Linked DNA regions of Homo sapiens: regions 1 and 2 are each linked to region 3. A link is a contact called in ENCODE Hi-C or POLR2A ChIA-PET data. All regions are on one chromosome and are shown on one strand. Each heading gives the region's core, a stretch centred on a gene start or an enhancer-like site at or near the end of the contact. The rest is flanking DNA. Distances are from core to core; before and after follow the strand shown. Region 1 holds the start of B4GALT3 (beta-1,4-galactosyltransferase 3). Region 2 holds the start of DEDD (death effector domain containing). Region 3 holds the start of CFAP126 (cilia and flagella associated protein 126).

Region 1 (3,654 bases), core at 374-2,873, 190 kb before region 3:
ACTGAGGTTACTGTAGACATCACGAGGGTGAGAATAGTCAAATGTCGGTCCCTGATCTCGGCCAAATAGGGCACTGAGACTTCGGAAGCCCCCCAGTGACAGGTACATCATGACAGCCAGCTGGGAGCCCACAAGCAGGGCCAGCGTGCAAGGCCGCTCCAGCAGCCTCCGCAACATCCTGGGGGTGAGATCTAGGGAGGGAGAGGGGAATTCTGGGGGTAGGCAGGAAGAGAGCAAGCCAGCAGAGAGGTCAGTAGGTAGGGTTGAAGGTGATGCCAGGGGTAAAGAGGAAAAAGCAGAAAACAAAGTCACAGAAGGGAGCACACAGGTGCACAGTCACGCAAGGAAACAGAATGTAACCACCAGTAACCCTACCACCTGTCACTTCAGCCCAAGTTTCGCTCTCCTCTACCTCCCCCCAAACCACTCCCACCATCTACTGTCAGTCCTCACCCCCAAAAATGTTTACATCATTCAAATCTCATGTTCATTTCAGAAAGTCTCTAGAGAACCCCCTCTTCCAATTTTAGAAGGGAAGAGATAGACTCACCTAGGTTCAAGCTGTCTTCTTAGGGATCATGGGGGCTCCAGGGGGTCCCGGGGGGACAGAGATGTGAGGCATTATCTAAAATTGGAAATGTCACAGAGGGCAGAGAAAGGCTCCATCCAGCACTCCAGCAGCGAATCTGGGACCAGCTGGAACAGAAGTGGTAAAGGATAACTAGCTACCTGCACCGCCAGAGATCAGGATCAGGGTGAAGCTGGTTTCCCAGCAGGCGAAGTGAAGGAAAGTGGTTGGAAAGGAAGAGGAGGAGCAGGAGATGGTAGGTCCCTCGCCTATCTCCCGTGCTACCCTGGAATGATAAGTGTCAGGTTCATACTTAACCACCCCCGTACCCCCACCCCAACAGGACAGATTGGGGAGTGGGGACAGGACAGCTAATGGAAACATTGTTTTCCCCCAGACCAAGAACCAGTTGAAGTGGCGACAGAGTCATGACAGGACCGTGGAGTGGCCTAAGGAGTACCCAGGGCGAAGTAGGAAACAGGCTCCTTCTATTCTTCATGTGCCTGGGTGCCAACTCCTCAGGTGCAGGGACCGTGACCACCTGGGGGCTGTAAGCGAACAGCCCCGGAGCTCGGCGGAGAGTAGGGTGGGGGTGGCGTCCTCTACCTTTTCTACCTTTCCCCTCTTCTAGCGGGGGTGGGGAGGAGGGTTACTGCTGAAGAGAAAGGGAGAGGGAGAGCAGGGGCAGAGACAGTCAGGGGTGGCTGGAAGGGCTCACCTAGAGGGGCGTGGTCCGCGCTGTGGAGGGGGTTAAAACCCAGCTCTTTCGGAGCACGCCCATCCTATCCCAGTCTCTTGCTTTTGCCCTACCTACTAGCAACGTGAGCCCGCCCGGCCCCCGTCCATACTTCCACCTAGGACCCCGTCCCTGCTCAGGCTCGTCTCCAGGCGTTACCCAAAACTTCTCACTCTCTCGAATGCCCAAACCTTTATCCCAGGCCTCCGTGTCGACGCATTCCCAGCGCACATACCTGGTCTTTTGCTGCCTGTCGTCACCGCCACCCCAACAGCCGGGCAGGCATCGCTGCCGCCATCTTGGAAGCGGGCGCTGCGGGGGCGGGGTCTCGCGTCATGGGGCGGGGCCTCGGGGCGGAGCCACCCGGGCTGACTAGGCACCCGGTCCCAGACACCGCGTGGCCGGGGGCTTGTGAGGGAGCAGCGCCTGAGCCTGCCCACCTGGAACGCGTTGTAGGCGACCCCCTGGGGAGCGGGTGCTAGGGTTCAACTCCACTACGCAGACTGCTAGTGGGATTTCATTTCCTGCCCCTCAGATTTGTAAAAGCAGAAGCTCAAGCCCTTCATTTTCCTCTGGGCCGAGACTGATCAGGAGGCTAGTGAGCCGGTTTCTGGTGCTCCGCTGACCTCGTTATCACCTTGTGGTTGGCTGAGCCCTCTCCCAGTGTGTCAGTGGCACCCCCTGCAGCCTAGTGCCACTTAGTATCAATTGTTCCTTACGCAGGCTACAGCGTTGCGGACCGCTCTAGCGCATTTTTGTATTCCCGTTGTATCCCGCAGGCCTGGAAATAAAAAGCGATTAGTTAATAAAACAATGAAACATTGAAGGTGGAGGGAAAGACAGCGTCTTCTTTAAAGTCAAATGATGTTTCCCCAGATATTAGAGTAAAATGGATGCTCCGTTAACATGCAATATGTTTACCTTACGACAAACACTACCGCCTAGCATATTGTGTTCCTTAGAAGCAGATATTCACGCTGAAGAAGCAATCAGAGACTTGAATAACTCACAGAATCTGCCCCAAAAAGCCCATGGTCTTGTGTATCTTGTATGGAGGGAGGGATGTAAACAATATAACGTGATAAATATGCTGGCCTAGAAGTGGCAACTCATTCATACGTGGAGATTCTAGAAAGGCTTCCCAGAAGTGATGGCTAATGGGAAACCTGAAGGACTTGTCTATAGCATATCCTTCTGCTTTAAAGATTCTGTTTTCATGGGAGTTATTTTACAATTCATGTAGGTAACTGATCTGTATGCAAATTCTATCCTGTCTGGTAGAGGTTCAATTAACCTGCTGTTCCCCACACTGTGGGGAAAAAAAGCAGTTTTGGCGTCCATTTTCATATTCATTTCTGTTTTCCTGATCCATAAATATGTCCGTTCTCTAGATTTTCTCTTGTATTAATTATAACATCTGCTAGTTTCTTCATGAGTTAGGTAAAATAAACACGTGTTCATTCTTTTCTTAATTTCTTTTTTCTTTACTTTTTTTTTTTTTTTTTGAGAGGGAGTCTCCCTCCTGTTGCCCAGGCTGGAGTGCAATGGCGCTATCTCGGCTCACCGCGACCTCTGCCTCAGCCTTCCTCAGTAGCTGGGATTACAGGCATGCGCCACCACACCCGGCTAATTTTGTATGTTTAGTAGAGACAGGGTTTCTCTGTGTTGGTCAGGCTGGTCTGGAACTCCCGACCTCAGGTGATCCACCCGCCTCGGCCTCCCAAAGTGCTGGGATTACAGGTGTGAGCCACCACGCCCGGCCTTTTTGTTTACTTTTTTTTTTTTAATTTAAAAATTTGTGACAGGGTCTCACTCTGTCACCCAGGCTGGAGTGCAGTGGCAAGATCACAGCTCACTGCAGCCTCAACCTCCTAGGCTCAAGGGATCCTCCCACCTCAGACCCGTGAGTAGCTGAGTAGCTGGGACAACAGCACATCCAGCTAATTGTATTTTTTGAAGACACAGAGTTTTACCATGTTGTCCAGGTTGGTCTCCAACTCCTGGGCTCAAACTATCTGCCCACCTTGGCTTCCCAAAGCGCTGGGATTACAGGCGTCAGCCACAGCATCAGGCCTCTTAATTTTATTTCTCTTTTTCCTTCCTTCCTTCCTTCCTTCCTTCCTTCCTTCCTTCCTTCCTTCCTTCCTTCCCTTCTTCCTCCCTCCCTCCCTTCGTCCCTTCCCTTCCCTTCCTTCTTTTTTTTCCTTTCCTTTCCTTTTTTTTTTTCCCAAATACCCAGTCTTCAAGGAGAATTTTTTTTTTTTTGAGTCGGAGTCTTGCTTTGTCACCCAAGCTAGAGTGCAGTGGTGCGATCTGAGCTCACTGCAACCTCCGCCTCCCGGATTCAAGC
Region 2 (3,815 bases), core at 380-2,879, 240 kb before region 3:
TATTAGTCAATTTACAAAAACAATACCAACTCCAAGAATTTCCAGTCTCAATGGCTTGCGGCAAGACAGCTCCCAAATTTAAGAACTTCTGGGAAAACCAATTACCCTCTGGCAGCTTCTCATCTTCCTCCACAATTCCTTATTCCTATTTTGTTACAATATTAACGTTAACTTTCACCTTTAGAAAAAACTGGGAGGAAAGTGGTTACAGCAGACCAGCACTATCCTCCAAATTCTACATTTGGCCCTTTCCCTTAACTAGCACACAATGAGAACAAAATATCTAATGGCGCAGCATCCACTCATACGTCTATGTTTCACCAGGGAAAAGTTTTTCTACATACAGTATCCATGTTACCCCCTCCCTTCCAGACTTAAAACAGCAAAAGGGTCTGGAAACTACAGCACTCATTTAATTAACCTGTCTAGATGCCACTCTATCTTTTCTCTTTCCCTCCTCAGACTTCCAGAGCCTCCACCTTAGCATATAGGGTTCCAATATAGCCATGTCTGCTCCCCCACTCTTGTATTGCTAATGCTAAAAACTAGAAAAGTCCTTTGCTCCTCCACACTTGGGCGACACCGGCTTCCCCATTTTCCCAAGCAGGAAAAACAAGGGAACAGTAAGCTAGGGAGTCTTTTGGAAAACAAACCCAGTTGAATTCTCATCCAACCCCAATTCTGCAAACCCACATGACCATTCCCTTCTGCCCTTCCCACCCTCTTAAAAGCTAAGGGCCTGGCAATTAGAATTGGCTGCAACTGATGCTGCTTAACTCTGTTCTCTCCTCCTCTCCACCGGGGAAAGGGAAACCCCCGAACCTCTATCACCCGTGCAGCTCCACTGTCCTATCTCCCATTCCACTCCCCTTCCTCCCAAACTTTCTTCCTCCCAGTCTCTCACTTTCTCCATTACCTCCTCCCACCGACACTCTCTCCATTCCCCAAGCCTCCGTTCTCTCCTTTTCCACCCAAATTCTCCCCTAGGCCCTTCCCCCTCCCACCTCCAATTTAACACTTTCGAAGCCCCCCAGAAACGTCTTAACTCCAATTCTGACCTTTACCCACCTCCTCGCAACACCCCTCATCAGAGTCCAGTCCTCCCTCCAACCACATGCCACAGCCCCCTTCCCCTTCACACCCTCAGCCTCTCCCTCCTGCTCCTACCCCCTTCAATACGAGCGGATCGCAGCCCCACTCCCCACCTCGGCCTCTCTAATACCCCTGGCTGGGCCCAGTCTCAGCCCTTGTTTACGCCCCTCCCCATGCCCTCACTCCTCCGTCTCGACCCCTGCCCTCTCCCGCAGTTGCCATCTCCCCTGCACGCCCCCCTCGGCAGCTCCCCTCCCCCACCTCTCAGCGTCCCGTCACCTCCCTCTCTTGAGGTTCTCAGGCTGGACGTCGCCACCGCCTCCCCCTCCACTTTCCTTCCCCAAGCCCTTTGCGGCCCCGCCCGGCCCCGCCCCGTCCCGCTCGACTCCCTCTCCCCACTCCGGCCGCCCCTCCGCCTCACTCTCGGCTCAGGCTCGGCGCCGCCATGTTGGATCCATCCGCGCCGCTCTCCCGGGCCTGCCTCACGGCGCCGCATCCGGGCTCCAGCAGCCGCCGCCGCCGCCGCCGCCGCGGCCGTGGGGGAGGGGACAGGCGGGCGGGGGTGGCTGCATCCTGAACGGCGCCTCCCGGAACCCGGCCGGTTAGTGGCGGCTTCGAGGCCATAGTGAGACATGAGCCGGAGTAGCCATAGTAAGTGAGGGCAGCCTGGCAGCGGCATTAATCGGGGAGTGGATAGCTTCACTTCGGGAGGAGAGATAGAGATTGGCAGCCATCTTGCTTTGGGGCAAGCTGGCAACGCCGGTTTGTCTTGACGGCTGCTTAGGGCGGTAATAAGGGATCGAAGAGGATAGCATTCTTGAATGGGAAACATTGGTGGCGCCACAGCTGGCTGGTGGCGACTTCAAGACCCACTGGAAGGCTGGGATTGGCAGCCATGACTCATAAGGGCGGAATACCACGGGGATCGGTTTGTCTGGCGAACTTGAGTGAAGGGTCAAGATCTGGATTTCACCTTTCCTCTGAGCTTCCTGATAACCCGGACGTTCCGTAAACCCGGATCCGGAGCCGAAAGTGGTGCCCAGATCCCGTCTCGGAATTCATTTGTTCAGCATTTACCTTTTGAACGCCGGTTTCCTGTAGGAAGTGTCGCCTAGCTGATCCGTGTAGGGCTGTTGGGAATTGGGGGTGGGGAGGATGGTGCGGGTACGTTCTGGTGTGGCTTAAGAAAGTGGTAATAGATAGGGGAAGACCAGATTATGCGAAGCCTTGTAAATTAATTGATTTTTATCCTTAAGGCAATGAAAAGTCTTTGAAGAATCTCAGCAGAGGTGTGAACAATTTCATTTGCATTTTAGATCGCTGCGTGCAGTGTGAAGGATGAATGAATTGAGGAGAATCAAGGAGAGCAGTTGTGAGGCTCTTTTCCAGGCAAGGATGATGATGGTCTGCCTGTGGAAGGGAGAGTGCGGATGGGGAGATACAGATTGGTTTAAGAGGTACGAATGTTGTGACTTGGACAACTGGGGAATAATGATACCAGTTTCTTTCTCGTTTAGGGGGGAGATAATGAGTTTTAGGTGCCCCTGGGATATTAGCTAATGTGGGTTGGGAACTCAAAAGAAAGGTTTGAGGTGTGTGTGCGTGTGCATATAGATAGCTGTTGAAGCCATGAAGTGGGCTGGAGAGGATACCTGCATTTGCGGGATAGGATGAGGGAAGCCGAAAAGAACACTGAGAAGGGGCAAACCGAAAGGAAAGAAGAAAACCATAGAGAACTATCAAGGAAACTGGTGAAAGCGTTTAGTGTAACAGAGATATAGTAAAATGCTAACTAAAATATATACATCAGGGCCGGGCATGGTGACTCACACCTGTAATCCTAGCTTTGGGAGGCCGAGGCGGGTGGATCACTTGAGGCCAGGAGTTCGAGACCAGCCTGACCAACATGGTGAAACCCTGTCTCTTCTAAAAATACAAAAAAAATTAGATGGGTGTGGTTGCACATGCCGGTAATCCCAGCTACTTGGGAGGCTGAAGCATGAGAATTGCTTGAACCCAGGAGGCAGAGGTTGCAGTGAGCCGAGATCGCGCCACTGCATTTCAGCCTGGGCACCAGAGCAAGACCCTGTCTCAAAAAAAATGAAATAAATAGGCCGGGTGCTGTGGCTCACTCCTGTAATCCCAGCACTTTGGGAGGCCATGGCGGGCAGATCACCTGATGTCAGGAGCTGGAGACCAGCCTGGTCAACATGGTGAAACCCCGTCTCTACTAAAAATACAAAAATCAGCCAGGCATGGCAGTGCGCGCCTGTAGTCCCAGCTACTGGGGAGGCTGAGGCACAAGAATCGCTTGAACCCAGGAGGCAGAGGTTGCAGTGAGCTGAGGTCGTGCCACTGCACTCCAGCCTGGGTGACAGAGTGAGACTCTGTCTCCAAAAAAATAAAATAAAGTAAATAAAATGTATCTATCAGATATTGCAACAAGGGCCAGGCACAGTGGCTCACACCTGTAATCCCAGCACTTTGGGAAGCCTAGGCAGGTGAATCACTTAAGACCAGGAGCTGGAGACCAGTGTGGTCAACATGGCAAGACCCCATCTTTACAAAAAATACAAAAATTAGCTGGGCATGGTGGTGCGCACCTGTGATCGCAGGTACTCCAGAGGCTGAAACATGATAATCACTTGAACCCAGGAGGCGGAGGTTGCAGTGAGTCAAGATTGCACCACTGCACTCTCGGCAACAGAACAAGACTTTGGTTT
Region 3 (4,094 bases), core at 1,296-3,795:
TTTCTACTGTTGGGGGTATGATGTCCTTAGCCCATCCCTTCAGGCCTCAGAAGGTGATTAAGGACTAGTCAAGATAAGACAAATTGGTTAGAGGTCCCCCATGCTGGGATAGTGGTGGCATAACAATAGACATTTTTTGAGGTTGAAAAGAAATTGAGACTACAGGGTTTTGGGTTAGATGGGAAGAATAGATACCTTGCCTAAGATTTCAGGACACAGCCCATTGGAGGCCTTGAGTAAATCAGGATTTTTCTGTATCCATTTGGTGAGGGAGGCAGCACCAGCAGTTGTACGGGAGGTCAGGGTCACCCGAGCAGGGGGTATCTTCAGAGGCATTTGCCAGGTGCCCATGAAGGAACCCCAAGGATTTGCCTAAAAATGAAAAGGGATTCCTCAGTAGGGCTTCTCACTCCCAGTAACTGACTTAGACCTCTGTATTATTTCCTTTCTTTACCTTTAGGAATGCATGGTTATGAAACAAGACTGAAAGCATAATCTTCCCACCCTTCCTTATCCCCCTCCCTCATTTAGGCTTTGCAGGCCTAATTTTTTCATCCCCTTTACTCTGCCAACTTAAATTCCACATCCTTAGGCCGAGTGTGGCAAAGGAGTACCCACTGCACAAATGTCATCACCTGAAGGCTTTCATTTATACAGATCATTGATCAATTTAAGAACTTCTGAAGGGTGCTAAACACAACTCTATCCTGCTGGGTAAGCTGGCCGGAAGTTCAGGGGCTCTCACATTACAACATGAATTAGATTAAACTTTAATTTTCCCGATAATGGCTGTGAGAGACTGCACATCTCCCAGTTCTGTGCCTTAATTATTTGACTTTCTTGATAGGAGTGAAGATAGTATCTCACCTTGGAACGGGGCACAGAAGGCAGTAGATGACCACGATCGTTGGCAATAATTTGAGTGTAGCCTTCATGAGAAGAGATGCTCTGGGGTACAAGTGGGAGAGATAAAGGTTTGTGAGGGGAAAAAGGGAAGTATTTGGGGAGCTTGGTCAGAGAAGGATATGGGAGTTTAGAGAATGCTAAAAGGAGTTAATTGACAGGGAGAGCATGAGGCTATCTTGTAGGTGCACTGAACATGGAATACCTCTTTTGTTGGCTTAGTGGGAGACCAGTTCTGCAGATACTTGGATGAGAAAGCCTTTTCATACTGTGGAGAGAAAGATAAGTAGCCCTATGAGACTTCAAGGCCCCAAACCCAGGAAATGAAGACTAGGCACAATTCTTTAGATTTGAAGACCAAAGGCCTGACCAACCATGTAGGCTTTAAGTCACTATGACAAGGGTGTAATTTGTTTGGTCTAGATGTGTGCTGTCCAGCATGGAGCCGGGAGCCACATGGAGCTGTTGAGCACCTGAAATATGACTAGTTCAAATTGAGGTGCTTTGTAAATATGAAATATGCTGAATTTTTAAGTTTTTTTCTTTTCTTTTTTTTTTTGAGATAGGATCTTGGTCTGCCACCTGGGTTGGAGTCAGTGGCATGATCCTAGCTCACTGCAGCCTTGGACACCTGGGTTCAAGCGATCCTCCTCCCTCAGACTCACAGGTAGCTGGGACTACAGGTGCATGCCACCATGTCCAGCTAATTTTTAAATTTACTTGTAGAGACGAGGTCTCACCATATTGCCCAGGGTGGTCTCAAACCCCTGGCCTCAAGCGATCCTTGTGCCTCAGCCTCCCAAAGTGTTGGGATTACAGACGTGAGCTACAACACCCAGCAGGTTTTGGAGATTTAGTACAAAAAAAGAACGTAAAATGTCTGATTATAATTTTTTAAATACTGATTAAATGTTGAAATAATATTTGGATTTATTGGGTTAAATTCAATATATTTAAATTTTATGTTTTAATTTTTTCATGTAGCTACTAGAAAATTTAAAATTACATTTGTGGGTCGCACTCTTTTTGTTGGGCAGCACTGGTCTAGATCAGGAGTTGGTAAACTATGGCCTATGGGCCATATCCATATTGCTGCCTGTTTGGGGATGGCCTGAGAGTAAGGGTGATTTTTATAGATGAACATTTACAATTGATTCAGTCAAATGGAACACTAACTTTGAATCCCAGTTAAGTGAAATGTTTTCTCAACCCCCAAAATTCCATTATTTTCATTAGTAGTACAAAAAATTGTACTCAGTTATATTTTGAATTTGTCAAAAATGTTATGGAAAAATGTTTTTCTTTAATTATGCAAGTAGCTACAGAATATTTTTGACTTTGCCACTTGGCCTGCAAAGCCTAAAATTTTTACACTCCGCCCTTTTACAGAAAAAAAATTGCCAACTTCTGGTTTACACCCTACAAATTTAACCAAGAGATACCTTTGGATCGCCCCTGGGCTCTCTCTATCCCTGAGGAGGTAAAATATTATCTCACTCCACTCTCAGCTATCTGTTCAAAGATCAGAATCCTATGAGAGGGGACAGTCCAAAGATAGAATCTGAAAAACAAAAGTAAACGTTAAAGAAATGGAGAATGGGAACTTACCTGGTTGGCACTGTAGTTAGTGGCCATGATCTTGTGCTGTTTACACTCGTTGCTTGGCAACTGCAGAAGGCCGACCTCCTGGGACTACCAATGAGCAGAGGCTGCCTTTCTCTTCTGCTTATTATTATTCACTTCCTTGGCTCACACTGCCCCCATTTGTTTTCTCTGGAACTTAGATTCATTTTTATTTTACAGACGGGAAAGACTGAGTAAATGTGAGAAAATTAGCTGAATAGCCACTACTTTTTTTCTGGCATAACCTACCCCTGCTTAAGAACTTCCACGGGCCTTTGATTGGGGTTTTTAACCACTTTAACAAACCATGTAACCCTGAGAGCTATGCTTGTTGGACAACATGGTGTAATGTACCACAGGCTGTAGAGCCAGATACTGGGGTTTGAATCCTTATTCAACATGGGAACATAGGAGCTATATGACATTAAACAACTGTCTTGTCTTCACTAAATTTCTATCAACTCATTTGTATTGTGGGGATAATAGAGCCTGCTTTTACAGGGTAAGTGAGATAAAATGAATAAAGTGTCTAGACAATATCATAGCATAGTAGGTATTCAATCCTGGTGAGATCCTGTTTATAAGGCCCACTACTTTGTCTTATCAGGCAGAATAACAAAGGAACAATATTTAAAAAGCAACTAGCTCAAATCTGTCCCCAGAAGGAAAAACATATCTTGTCCTTGGTCCTTAAAAAATTTCCTCTGTCACTGTCTAGAATCAGCACCTAAGAACACAGGCGTTTAGTGTTGACTGGAATAAAATGGAATCGGGTGCTGGTGCAGGGAGATTGAGCAGGGATGAAGAGAGAAAATCACAGAGTGGAAAGGATCAGGTTTGGAGAGTTCAATGGGGGGCTGCCAGGACATAAGCCTAATATGTGTGGGACAAGGAAACCCCTCTGAAACTCATAAAATGGTATTGTAATACCCATCTATGAGGTGGTTAGGAGAATTAATAAGTAAGTAGAACTGTGCTTTGTGAATTGTAAAGTGAATTTATATATAAGGTGTCAAGATGAAAGGGAAAAACTAAGAAATAAGTTGCCCAAAGATATCATTAGGACCAGGAGACCATTATAAAGTATATCCAGGCCGGGCACGGTGGCTCATGCCTGTAATCCCAGCACTTTGGGTGGCCGAAGCAGACGGATCACAAGGTCAGGAGTTCGAGACCAGCCTGGCCAACATGGAGAAACCCTGTCTCTACTAAAAATACAAAAAATTAGCCAGGCATGGTGGTGCATGCCTCTAATCCCAGCTACTCGGGAGGCTGAGGCAGGAGAATTGCTTGAACCCGGGAGGCGGAGGTTGCAATGAGCAGAGATCATGCTACTACTGCACTTCAGCCTGGGCGACAGCGTGAGACTCCGTCTCAAAAAATAAAAAATAAATAAAGTATATCCATCAGTCCCTTCTCTTTTCCTTCTTCCCCCAAAATCCTCATCTTAACCAACACACCAAGTATAAGAGCACTCCTATGCTTCTGCAGATGGAGGGAAGAACAGCTCTTGTTTTATAGGCTCTGGAGTTAATACCTGGATAATGTGAGATCTGGAAAGATAACTC

Evidence for each region. A loop is a pair of places that touch in the nucleus more often than their neighbours do. ChIA-PET counts read pairs that join two places held with the same protein, here RNA polymerase II (POLR2A). Pooled maps may share reads with other maps.
Region 1: a pooled map shows a loop between it and region 3 (2.1-fold over the local background). The contact joins the promoter of B4GALT3 here to the promoter of CFAP126 in region 3. A Hi-C loop is called at or near these places in 5 of 50 pooled maps. POLR2A ChIA-PET finds 5 or more read pairs at or near these places in 10 of 52 experiments (A673, AG04449, AG04450 and 7 more).
Region 2: a loop to region 3 is called in a pooled map, with 2.0 times the contacts of the local background. The contact joins the promoter of DEDD here to the promoter of CFAP126 in region 3. A Hi-C loop is called at or near these places in 1 of 50 pooled maps.

The regions. Positions count from the first base shown.
Region 1 is chr1:161,175,884-161,179,537 of GRCh38, forward strand. It overlaps B4GALT3 (beta-1,4-galactosyltransferase 3), which reads right to left and starts at 1,624. Exons shown (of 8, transcript NM_003779.4): 1 at 1,540-1,624; 2 at 551-696; 3 at 1-191. The coding sequence starts at 177. It also overlaps a transcript of PPOX not described here. RefSeq lists silencers at 395-444, 1,284-1,333, 1,544-1,713 and enhancers at 1,312-1,811, 2,950-3,451.
Region 2 is chr1:161,131,038-161,134,852 of GRCh38, forward strand. DEDD (death effector domain containing) reads right to left here and starts at 1,630. Exons shown (of 6, transcript NM_032998.3): 1 at 1,514-1,630. RefSeq lists enhancers at 500-1,323, 1,785-2,094 and silencers at 1,145-1,364, 1,415-1,764.
Region 3 is chr1:161,365,331-161,369,424 of GRCh38, forward strand. CFAP126 (cilia and flagella associated protein 126) reads right to left here and starts at 2,546. Exons shown (of 5, transcript NM_001013625.4): 1 at 2,512-2,546; 2 at 1,109-1,171; 3 at 868-948; 4 at 196-372. The coding sequence starts at 2,538. RefSeq lists an enhancer at 1-351.